Regions from separate parts of the Homo sapiens genome. Here region 1 is linked to region 2. Evidence: chromatin loops called from intact Hi-C (ENCODE). Cell type or tissue: chondrocyte. All regions are shown on one strand. Each heading gives the region's core, and the rest is flanking DNA. Links, peaks and the distances in the headings are about the cores only. Region 1 overlaps LDLRAD4 (low density lipoprotein receptor class A domain containing 4). Region 2 overlaps LDLRAD4 (low density lipoprotein receptor class A domain containing 4).

The links. Peaks named below come from ENCODE experiments on the same cell type or tissue, not always from the same donor. Only the 100,000 strongest peaks of a DNase experiment are listed, where the experiment ranks them.
Region 1: a loop joins it to region 2, with 2.8 times the contacts of the local background. A loop is called at or near these places in 1 of 110 quality-filtered maps.

Annotation. Positions count from the first base shown.
Region 1 is chr18:13,650,334-13,655,711 of GRCh38, reverse strand. It overlaps LDLRAD4 (low density lipoprotein receptor class A domain containing 4), which reads right to left. Exons shown (of 7, transcript NM_001378100.1): 7 at 2,961-5,378. Among named protein-coding and RNA genes, the nearest start is that of MIR4526, 42 kb to the right of the region's middle. In chondrocyte, for the core only: no CTCF peak of the experiment used is centred there; no DNase peak of the experiment used is centred there.
Region 2 is chr18:13,547,548-13,552,925 of GRCh38, reverse strand. The region is part of intron 4 of LDLRAD4 (low density lipoprotein receptor class A domain containing 4); the gene reads right to left. Among named protein-coding and RNA genes, the nearest start is that of MIR4526, 61 kb to the left of the region's middle. RefSeq lists enhancers at 2,167-2,668, 3,932-4,881. In chondrocyte, for the core only: no CTCF peak of the experiment used is centred there; DNase peaks (open chromatin) are centred at 2,085 and 4,245.

The sequences.
Region 1 (5,378 bases), core at 206-5,205, 100 kb before region 2:
CCTCGTGATCCGCCAGCCTTGGCCTCCCAAAGTGCTGGGATTACAGGCGTGAGCCGCCACGCCCAGCCTAGAACAAGAAAGTTTTAGCGATAACAGCCATGGTTCACGAGGAGCCCCACATGTCAGGCCCTACGGCGTGCACATTCCTTGGGTCTTCACAACTGTCCTGCCAGGTAAGTATCGCTGTTGCTGTTCTATAGATGAGACTTTAAAACCTGTCAGGGACATTAATTAATTTGAGATGAAGCTAATATTCGGACCACCCAGGTCTATTAAGATTCAAAGCCTGTGCTGCCCTTTAACTGTAAGCGGGAAATATTCAAGGAGCCAGATCACCTGGGAATCCCATGCCAAATACAGCGCCTCACCTACTGCCCTGAAGCCCTGGCCCCCGGGCCCGCGTGGAGTGGCCCCCGGGCCTGCGTGGAGTGGCTTGCTCTAGGTGCTGGTGTAGGTTGCCAGAACGTTTTGTGCTTATAGATGACTGGTAACAGTGGAGACAAATACAACTCTGTAAATGAAAATGGCTTCGTAAGCAGGGAAAGTGATATAAGAGCCGCTATATACAGCTGCAGTTTTTTTTTTAGAATAATAAAAAAAAATGTATGTGCTTACTAGTAAGTCCTTTAGAAAGTATTTTTAGTCACCACTCTGCTATGTTCAAAAACTGAGCTTTTGCACTTCTGATTTTTTTAGCATGAAAGGGTAAAGTTGGGTGAATGAGGTTTGCATTATTAAGGCAAAAGCTAGAGTCTTGACAGAAACATGACATTAAGACTTTTGGGAAGCTGTTTTAAAATGTGTGTTTGAATTAGAATCCATTCAAACAAAACATCAAGGCAGTGTAGTGAAGGAAATCTAATTAGAATGTTCTCAGCAACAGACTCATATGCTGTGCACATGTCATCATGGGAGAGCAGAATAGGGGCTTTATTCCATGGCCCACTCTGGGTGGGTCTCTGGAAGGTTCCAAGGGATTATTTCAAGCATGCCTTTCTGGCAGTCCCCCTGGCCGTGGGGAGAGGGCAACCAGGTGAGTGTGTGGCCAGGTGGATTCTGCTCAGCTGTTGACACTTCTGTTTGCAAAACAAATGACTAAAATAAGTGGGTGAAAGAAAGCCAGGAATTGCTTAGCTTCAGAAGTTGGAGGGGTTTGGGAACAGTCAGGTGGCACTGAAGTACAATGGAGAACCCAAATTCACGAGCTTTGGAGCATTAAGGAGGCCCAGGGCAGGGTGGTGTCGAGACCATCGTCAAGGAGGGGGTTCAGACAGAAGGCAGTGGTGTGGGCATTGGACATAGCGCTTGCCCTCTCTCCCTGCCATCATCCCCTCCAACCCCGCCCGTTCTGTCTGTCGCTTGGTTTGCACTGTCTCCGAGGCATCTGAGCCGAGTGCTTCTTGGCTCCCACGCTTCAGCTCCAGCCAGAGCGGGCGGTTCCTTTGTGCACCAGCAGTTTCCAAGCACTTCCAAGCCTTTGTTTTTCTGTCTCAGGTATTTTGCTGAAGCCTTCTGAGCTTGCTCAGTCCACAGCCAGGGTGGCTGGGAAGATGAACCTGTAAGGGCACTCCTCAGCAGTGGGCAGATGAGATGTCCCAGCCTCCTGTCCTTCAGAGGCACAGCCTGCATGGTTTCTCGAGTGTGGCTGAACCCCTTGGCCCGTAGTGGGAACCAGCTCAGCATACCTTTTGTATTTTCTCTCTCCTCTCTCATTTGCCTGTTTCCTCTGCTAACAGTTCCCACATCCTTGGCTCTGAGACAGCTTCTAAAGTGACAGCTGGTACAGCCTCCCAGGGACAGTGGGGGAGAGAGGAGCCCTGTGTCTCCGTTGTGAGAAGCCAGTCCCAGGTTTTACTGGATTTGCTGCTTATGGTCTGCATAAGCAGGGATCCCAAGCCTGGATTCCCCTCATTCCTTCTGTGCAGAGCTGTCTGCAGGAACAAAGTTTGCATAGTTGTTAGCGTTAGCAAATTTGGGGGGTATCTTTAATATTTCTCTAATGGTTTGCTAAATTCAGAGATTACAGAATTTATTCCAGAGTGTGGTGTGGTTAATTAGTGACTATTTGCTGTTTGACAGGAAAGAAACTTTCCTATTGCTCTATTCCTTCTTATAGCTCTCTTCAAATCCCCTTTCCAAAATAATCTTAAAGAAAGAATTTAATTCAGAATCGAAAATGGATGTACCATTAGAATTTAGGGCCCATACCAGAATTTGGGGCCCATACCATTTTGAATGGTATTTTCAAAATTTCAGTTTCCATTTGCTAATTATAAGTACATAGAAATGCAAAAATAAATTGCATATCCTGCAACCATGCTAAATCCACTTTAGTAGTTTGGTAGATCGTGTGGGGTTTTATGCACACACAGTCATCATCTGTGAACCCATATTCTTATTTAGAGCATAGAGATAATACTATTCTAGTCTCTCGGTGTAGGAAATTTAGAGCCTCTCTGTTGTTACATTATCACTGACTGGAGACCTCCAATGCCAAGGAGTTTAAAACACACACTGAGGGGGTCTGTTCCATTGTGGAATAGTTGTCATTGTTAGGAATCTTGTTCATATTTTGGGCTGAGCATTTCGGTTTTGTGTGACAGCCACCCAAAGACTTTTTGAGGCATCTAGAAAGTCCTCCCTGGGCGCCTCAGGTGGGGTGAGCAGTTTCTCTGGGGACTCCTTGCATGAGGGGACCTGATGACTGTCTGAATGACCTGTGTAGAACCCAGCATTGGGAAACGAATCATGATCTGACCAGAATTGCTTCTAGTAGAATATGAAGTAGTGATTTTTTTGAAAAGTCAGAGTGACTACAAGCTGAGTGGGAAGTTTAGCTAGGGAGCCACAGGAAGTATTTCTTTGAGACAGGTCTTAAAACACACAGCATTTTCCCCATGCATGTGCCTTGTTGCTGAAAGACAAAGAAAAACAAAACAAAAACCCAAGGGACAAATGTATGCCGCTGATTATTTTTAATGATTTTGTGCTATGGTTTGACCACAGCATTAAGAACAAGCAGAAAAATCTGATTTCATAACTAACAAACAGCACTTAGAGCAACATCTTTCTTTAAAAGTATTGCAATTACAGACCTTAGGTCTAAGAACTACACCATTGCTCAGGTAAAAGAGGCAGATACGTGACAGGTGGAAATCTTTTTCTGTATATAACTGGGAATTATGTTGAAAAGTAAGCACGAATGTTTGTTAAAAAAGACTTTAATGACTTTTGATTATCATAGCTCACAAACAACTATTGAAAAGTTCAAATACAGTTGTACTTTTTTAGTAGATTGCTTTATAATAAAAATTAAACGAACTAAATGCTGTGAATAGTATTGTACATATTTTAAAATAGCCTTAAACTAGACAAGTATACAATTAGCATGATTTTTGAAAGCTATGAAATGAAAAATAGCAACATACCAACAAGCACATTAAAATGAACCAGTATCATTAACAGTAAAGTTTAAGCCTCAATTCGTCCTGTAGAAAGGAAGCAATGATGTGGTAACAAATTTTAGTACCTCTGAGTCTAGAACATTCTCATGCTCAACAGTTCTCCCACAAGGTTGAACCTGGGGGGTGGGAGCTTTGTTTCTGACAACAGTGAGCCTCAGTTCTTAATGATGAATCCCAAGGGGTGCACCCTACAGTATACGATGGAAACAACACGTGGGTCTAGACACGCAGGATCCACAACAACAAAAGTGTCAACTTTTTACGGCCCTTTCAAACAGATACTAAAAGGGCTGACTTTTTTAATCCATTCAGCATTAAGGGTTGCATTGTAGAGTCAATTTCAGTTTAAAGATAATCTGTCATTTGTTTCCTGGATGTTAGGGGTATGATTATAGAATCTGACATTTTCAAAGTCAGAACATACACCATGGAGCAAATAAAAACTTTGGAATTTATTAGACTCTACTCTGGTGGCAGAATAAGCTGATAATATGGGTCAGATGGGCAAAATTCCACGAACTGCTCTTATGGACAACACTCGAAAGGATGCCCACACCCAAGATTCAACCGTGGTTTTAGTGAACATGGTGTTATAAACTTTTCTTGTTCTTTTGTTTTAAAATTAGGGTATTTGAAGATAAATGCAGAGGTCACAATCAGACACTAAAAACTAAGCCGGAAGAGAGATGTAACAATATACAATCCAAAACGTAATTTCTAACTGATGGCAAAACCGAGTTTGCTTTTTGGGTCCGTATTATGATGGGACATGAATGGGAATGGATGAGAGGTCCTTCACTTGGCTGGCTGACAGCCAAGTCTCTTCTAGTGCTAACCCATAACTAAACACATTTTCTAAGAACAGGGTCTTCTTGTAAGTGTATTTGTTTTTCCTGAGGTATTCTTTCCCTACAATCTCTACTGTTACTTCATTGGCTCCACAGCTTCAGTTTGTAAAAGAAAAAGGCACAGAGAGACTTGGACACAGACGGTCACAGATGCCTCTGGAGCTGAACAAAGTCTTCTGCTGCAGGCTGATTTACTTATTCCTCTGACACAGTTTCTGCAACAACAAAAATGTGCACTTTTCACTGTTGCCTGACACCTTCGTGATGCTACAGCAGGAGATAGATGCAGGAGATTATAAAGCAAGTTGAAAAACAACATTTTTCTGACTCAAATATAACTAACACTGGTCCAGCTGAGCATTACTAAAATGATTAAAATAAGAAGCGTCTAGTGGCAACCAAAAAGCTGTGGGATTTTTTAAAAAGTATTTTCTTTAAAGTGTTTTCACAGCAAAGATGCAACTTTCCATTGCTATATATACGCTGGTCATAAACTGTTGCTTGTTTGTTCACACTTCTTTCTCTTGTGTTATAATATTGATATTTAATAGGAAAATAAACTACATAGACTTTAATCTGTATGCATCCATTTGCAAATTTCCTTACAAAAGAGGACAAAGCACATAGGCATTCACAAATTCTATGCCATTTCTGTTAAAATTGGTATCATCTATACATTATATTACAGTATTAACAACTTTTTGTTCTACCCATTGGGTAGGATATGTGCATAATATATTCAACTTATATACAGCACCTTACAAATAAAAACATAAGAAAAGACAGACAACTGAAAAAAGCACCATTTTAAGTGAGGCACAACAAAGGTGGGAGCATCAAGTGCAGGAGGGGGCGGCTTGGTTCCTATATCTGCTGAACTCAGAACATGAGGCACCTTAGTTGCTGAAAAACTGACATGCAGATCTCTGACATGATAGGGGTATATCTACATATATATAATGTGCACGGATAGTGTATATATAATCTCTATAGCTCTAACCCTCTCCCGCATTACACAAAAACAAGGACACGCAGAGGGAAGAAAGAAAAGGATGAAGGAAGACAT
Region 2 (5,378 bases), core at 79-5,078:
AACCTAACCAATAATAACTCTAGGAACTTTTTTGGGCAGCAAACTCTGACTTTTTCTTAACAAGAGAGAAATAAAGCCAGGCAAAGGAGATCCCTAGGCAATCCCAAACTGAAGCTCGGTAAAGAACCGTGCACACCCACTTACTCAGGTGGCCCATGAAGAGGGAGACGGACAGATTCTAGGTTCTATCACTTTCCCTGTACTGTCTAGAACAGCATCATCTAAAGTCGGGATACAACACGGAAGAAAGAGTGAAGAGTCACAGTCCTCTAGGAACTACCTCAGCCGTCAGCCTCTCCCCGTCGTTAGGAAGTGGAGGGAGGAGGGTGAGCCCTGGCCATCTATCAAAGGCACAATCAAACTGCACCAGCAACCAGAGAGGAGGCCAGGGGGAAGGATCGTGACTGGCTGGGCAGAAGCTGAACCCTCAGGAGCTAAGGGAACCTTAAAGGCATTTTCAAAGATGCATAAGCCCAGGTCTAGAGATAGTGCACTGTCCTTCCAGGTCCAGCTAAGGCAGAGGAGATCGGGAGGCATAAAACGTAAGTGCCTTGAAAGAAGTGACATGCAGGCATGCCTTCCAGCAGCCCTGGGATTCGATGACATCAGTAGCAATCTGTCTGCACTGCCCCAGCAAGTAGGAAGCACGGTGTCGTGGAAAGGGCTGGTGGACAGTTTAAAGGATGCAGATGCTCAACCTGGCTGGCCGCTGGGAGCTGCAGGCCTAGGTGGTCACTGCACCCCACTGTGCCTCACATTGTTCACACTACTGATATGGTCTGGATGTCTGTCTCCTCCAAATCTCATGTGAAATGAGATCCTCTGTGTTGGAAGTGGGGCCTAGTGGGGGGTGTCTGGGTCATGCAGTGGGTCCCTCGTGGCTTGGTGCCCTCCCTGCAGTAATGAGCTCACAGGATATCTGGTTATTAAAGCTACTGGAACCTCCCTGTCACCCTCTTGCTCCCCATCCTGCCATGTGACACACTGGCTCCCCTTTGCCTTATGCCATGAGTGGAAGCTTCCTGAGGCCTCCCCAGAAACAGATGCTGGCACCATACTTCTTGTACAGCCTGCAGAACCATGAGCCCAATAAACCTCTTTTCTTTATAAATTACCCAACCTCAGGTATTCCTTTGTAGCAGTGCAAAAAGAACGAACACCTGCTCACTTGATAGGCCCATATTCATGGCAGGTCAGGGTCTTCTCAGCCCATGTCTGCAACTGGTTTCCCCCAAATTCCCTCTGTTTCTCTCCCTGGCAGAGGACCCTCCTCTGTCCCTGTTGGCCGCCCTCCTACCCCACCATGGCACACTCTGTGATGCCATCCTGTCTGCTCAGTAACTCCCCCCAGTTCTACGGAGTTTTGGCTACTCTTCATCTATCCTGTCTTTTCTCTCTTTCTGCAAACCAGAGCTCTCAGAGTACCTCCTTGCTCTCAGCTTTATCACACGTGCCCTGGGACAGCCGAGGCCTCGGCAGCCTGGCAGGATTCACTCTTTGCTCTGTGTCAACAAGCAGTTCTGGCCCACAAGCATGGGCCAAATGAGCCTGTGCACAGACTAAAAACAAAACAGATCCTCGGTAGGACACACAACAGGAGCACTTAATCAAGATGTCTCTACAAGGTGGCCCTGATAGGAAGGTCAGCACAGCTGTCCCAGGGTTGTGGGGGACCCTCGCTGCTGCTCTGTCGGAAAGGCCCCCACATTGCTGAGGGTGGGAAGAAAGAGGGTTGCTGTTGGCACCCGATGACACTATTTTGCTCGTGGCCGTTGGAGGTGAAGTCAAACAGTGGGTCCTGAGGCGAGTTAGGAAGTGGCACTGGCCGTAGGGGTGTAATTTAGAGATGCATAGAAAATTGCTGGGGAGGCACACGGAAGATAAGAAGGGCCCAGTGCTCTGCTATCCCCCAGAGGCAGAGGTCAAGCCCCTGGGCTGGGTGATGAGAATGAGCACAGAGGGGGCATGACTGGAGGGTGGTGTGGCCAGCCATCTCTGCCCACGGTGACAGCATCTGTACTCATAGGAGGGGGCCCAAGGGAGGCAAAGAATGGGACATCCCAAACAGAAGTCGGCCCTGCCTGCTCGCAGAGGAAGGGACTTGGAGCCAGGTTCTGGACACCACTCACAGCGGGACTCGGACTTGGAGTCTCGCTCTTCCCAGGCTCTCTCCACCGCCCCTAGATCTGGATGGCCGGAGGGCTGTCAGCCAGGCCCCTCTCATCTTCCTCGGCTTACGTTTTGGCAGGGGCCAGCTCCCAAGGCTGCCATTTCCTAAACCCACTGTGGAAGGCTGCTCGGCGGGACTCATCGTCTTGATGGCATCAACATCGCCAGCACTCATGCCTTGAGCCTTCCTCCTGGCCGTCCTCAGGGACGCCTTCTCATTCTCACAGCATGTGTTTATGATGTAAGCCGTCCAGACACCCTCTAGCCCCTCGAGCTTTGACTTATTCCGAGCCCTCTGCAGCTCCCAGTATTACGTCTCTCCACAGACCCATGACAGGTTCAAGAATTTTGTTTTCATCCATCATAATTTGCGTAACACCAACCAGTTGAAGGTTTTTTTCCTATGCTAGCTTTCCCTCCACAGAAATGAAACAATTCTGTGAATGAAACCATTTGCCTATTACATGTGAAGTGTGTGTCTGTCAGCTCAGGGCTCTGTGTTTTTATATTCCTCATGAAGCTGCCCCTTATTCTCCCTCCAAGACCACTATAACATTTTGGTGGAACCCTTTTCCATGATAGAACTTACATTGTCATGTTGTGGTAATCTGTTTTCAAGTCTTATGTTAAGTAGATAGTAAGCCCATTGCCCCCTTGTAGACAGCAACTGTGTCTGCTTTCTTCCTGTGTGGGCACGTGGCCAATGCTCCAAGAAAGAAAAACGTTGCTGGATTAAAATATGCTAGTCGGATGATGGCAGCAGTTCAGAAGAATCCACGAGGCAGAATTATCATCTCCATTATACAGAAGAAATGCAGCTCAGAGAAATGAAGACTCTTGCCCAAGTTTCCCTGGCTTCTAAAGCGGTGGTGCCTGAATTTGAACCTAGTTCTGTTTGATGGCAAAATTGCCTTCTTGACCTGTCTGCTGCTGGCTTCCCCAGAAAAAACAAGGAAGCAAGACAACCAAATGCCAGAAGCTTTAAAATTGGACAGACTAAAATAAGGCTGCCCCAGCTGCATAGGGTGCTGCTGGTCTACGGCACACATGGTCCAGCCAGGGCTAATTTTAACTCTTTGTCTGTTCTCTAAGTTTCCTCCCTCTTCCAGCAGAACCCACTGTCCTCTGCTCTTGGTAGCCACGGCCTTTCTATGTTTCACGCTCACAGCTCAGACACTCAGATTCAGTTCCCTTTTTCAGACAATGTTAAAACACAATTATAGATCTGTTCTCCCATTAAAATGCCTCCGTGAATAAAATAAACTGAACAGAACCGTCTGGTCTTCCTGGGCCCTTTCCCAGAAGCACCTGATGGACATCCCCAGTACCTTCCATGGGCAGCACCCCAGCTGGGGACCATGGCAGCTCCACTATCCAGCGTGATTCCTCATCCTTGCACAATCTCACTGTTTCTGAGAAATGAAGACAGCTGTTTTCATTATGGTTTTAGCCTAAACAAAACTCCAACTTCTTATTAAGAATGTTTAATAAAATCAACAGGGCATTTAAACTGCCAGCAGGGAGCTTGGCAAATTACATGCTGGCATGGTGCCTCCCTCTGTGTCTGGATGCAAATATTTCTCATCTTTACACAGCTTTTCTGAAACATCATAATGCCATCTCAACCAGCCCACCCCCACACCACATGCAACTATGACTTTGTGAGGCACACACCAGCATCCATTTGTGACAAAAGCGAAATGCAACTCCCTGTAGAATCAGCTAGGCTAAGTAGCTGTTTGCTTTTGGGGAGCTGAATATTCAAGAAGTTGCTTTAGGACTCATGAAATAATTAATAGATTCCCCATCTTGAGATGGTAAAATGAAAAAAGTATTCCTTGCATTATCCCATCTCATATTTATTAGGTACAAATGATGGCAGCAATGGCCTGTCTAGAATGGCCGCTGCCATGATGCTGGCTGCAGCAGGGGAGGCATGGGTGGGGCCGTGTGCTCCCTGGAGCAGGCAGGAGCCAGGAACAGGTGGGAGCCCTAACCCTTTCCAAGTTGGTGGGGCAGGAGCCCCACTCTCCCAGGCATAGCTGCAGCCCCCCAGCCACAGCTGTGGACATGGGCATCCCTGCACCCCTGGACTCTTGGAGGCCCAGAAACCACCCCGTGCCCCAGCAGGCTTGGAAGTGCCTGCTCCCACTGCCTGGCCTCTCCCCACTCCCAGCACCCACTCCAATTTTGAAGCAAACTTGTGGCTGAGCCCAGGCACTATTACGACCTGACCAGGTGTGCACATACTTGGAGTGGCACTGACATCCCAGCCCCTTGCCCTTGGCCCCTTCTGGACTTTGGGTGCCAACAAGCAGGGGAAGGAGGCCAAGGGGGTGCTGAAAGTGGCTCAGCCTGGGCTTGCAGGCACCCCTTGGCACCAACAGCCTGGGCGCCATGAATGCCATGAACAGCAGCAGGAGGCAGACAGGCTCCTGGGTGGAAAGGGGCAGGTCCCTGGTGACTAACCCCACCTTCTGGCCAGAGTGAGAACTTACGGTGCTTTTTCCAGGCCTGCCAATGGCTGCCTATGGACCAATCAGCATCTACTTCCTCCCTTCTGAAGCCCATAAAACCCCCCAGACTCAGCCAGACTCAGGCAGATGACAAGATGACCTGCCTGCAGAGAGGAGCCACCCACTCTGGGTCTCCTCTCTGCTGAGAGCTGCATTTGTCAGAATGACCTGCCTGTGGATAGGAGCTACCCACCTCGGGACTCATGAGAACTATACTGTCACTCAATAAAGCACCTCTTTGACTTGCTCACCCTCCAGTTGTCTGGGTACCTCGTTCTTCTGGATGCAGGACAAGAACTCAGGACCTACTGAATGGTGGGACTGAAAGAGCTGTAACACAAACAGGCCTGAAACACACCCTCCTGCTTGCCATGTTGTGGGTGACAAGAAGGAGAGAAGAGAGAATGAGAGAAAAGCTGCAGCCCTTTGGGGAGCCCAGACATAGGAGGAGCTCCCTGAGCCAGGGCTGTGACACCCTCTTTGGGGCTCTGCACTTCCTAGCATTTCCAAACTTCTGGGCACCACCATCTTCCCCGGTGTCCACAGTGGAAGCCGCTTGTGGTATGCCTGGTCCAGCCACAGCAAGGAGCTGCCCACCCCATTGCAGACAGCATGCCTGGCCATGTACAGTGGCCACACTCCACGCTCACTCACTCATGCACCCCTCGCCACTCTGCACCTGGCTCGCCCTTG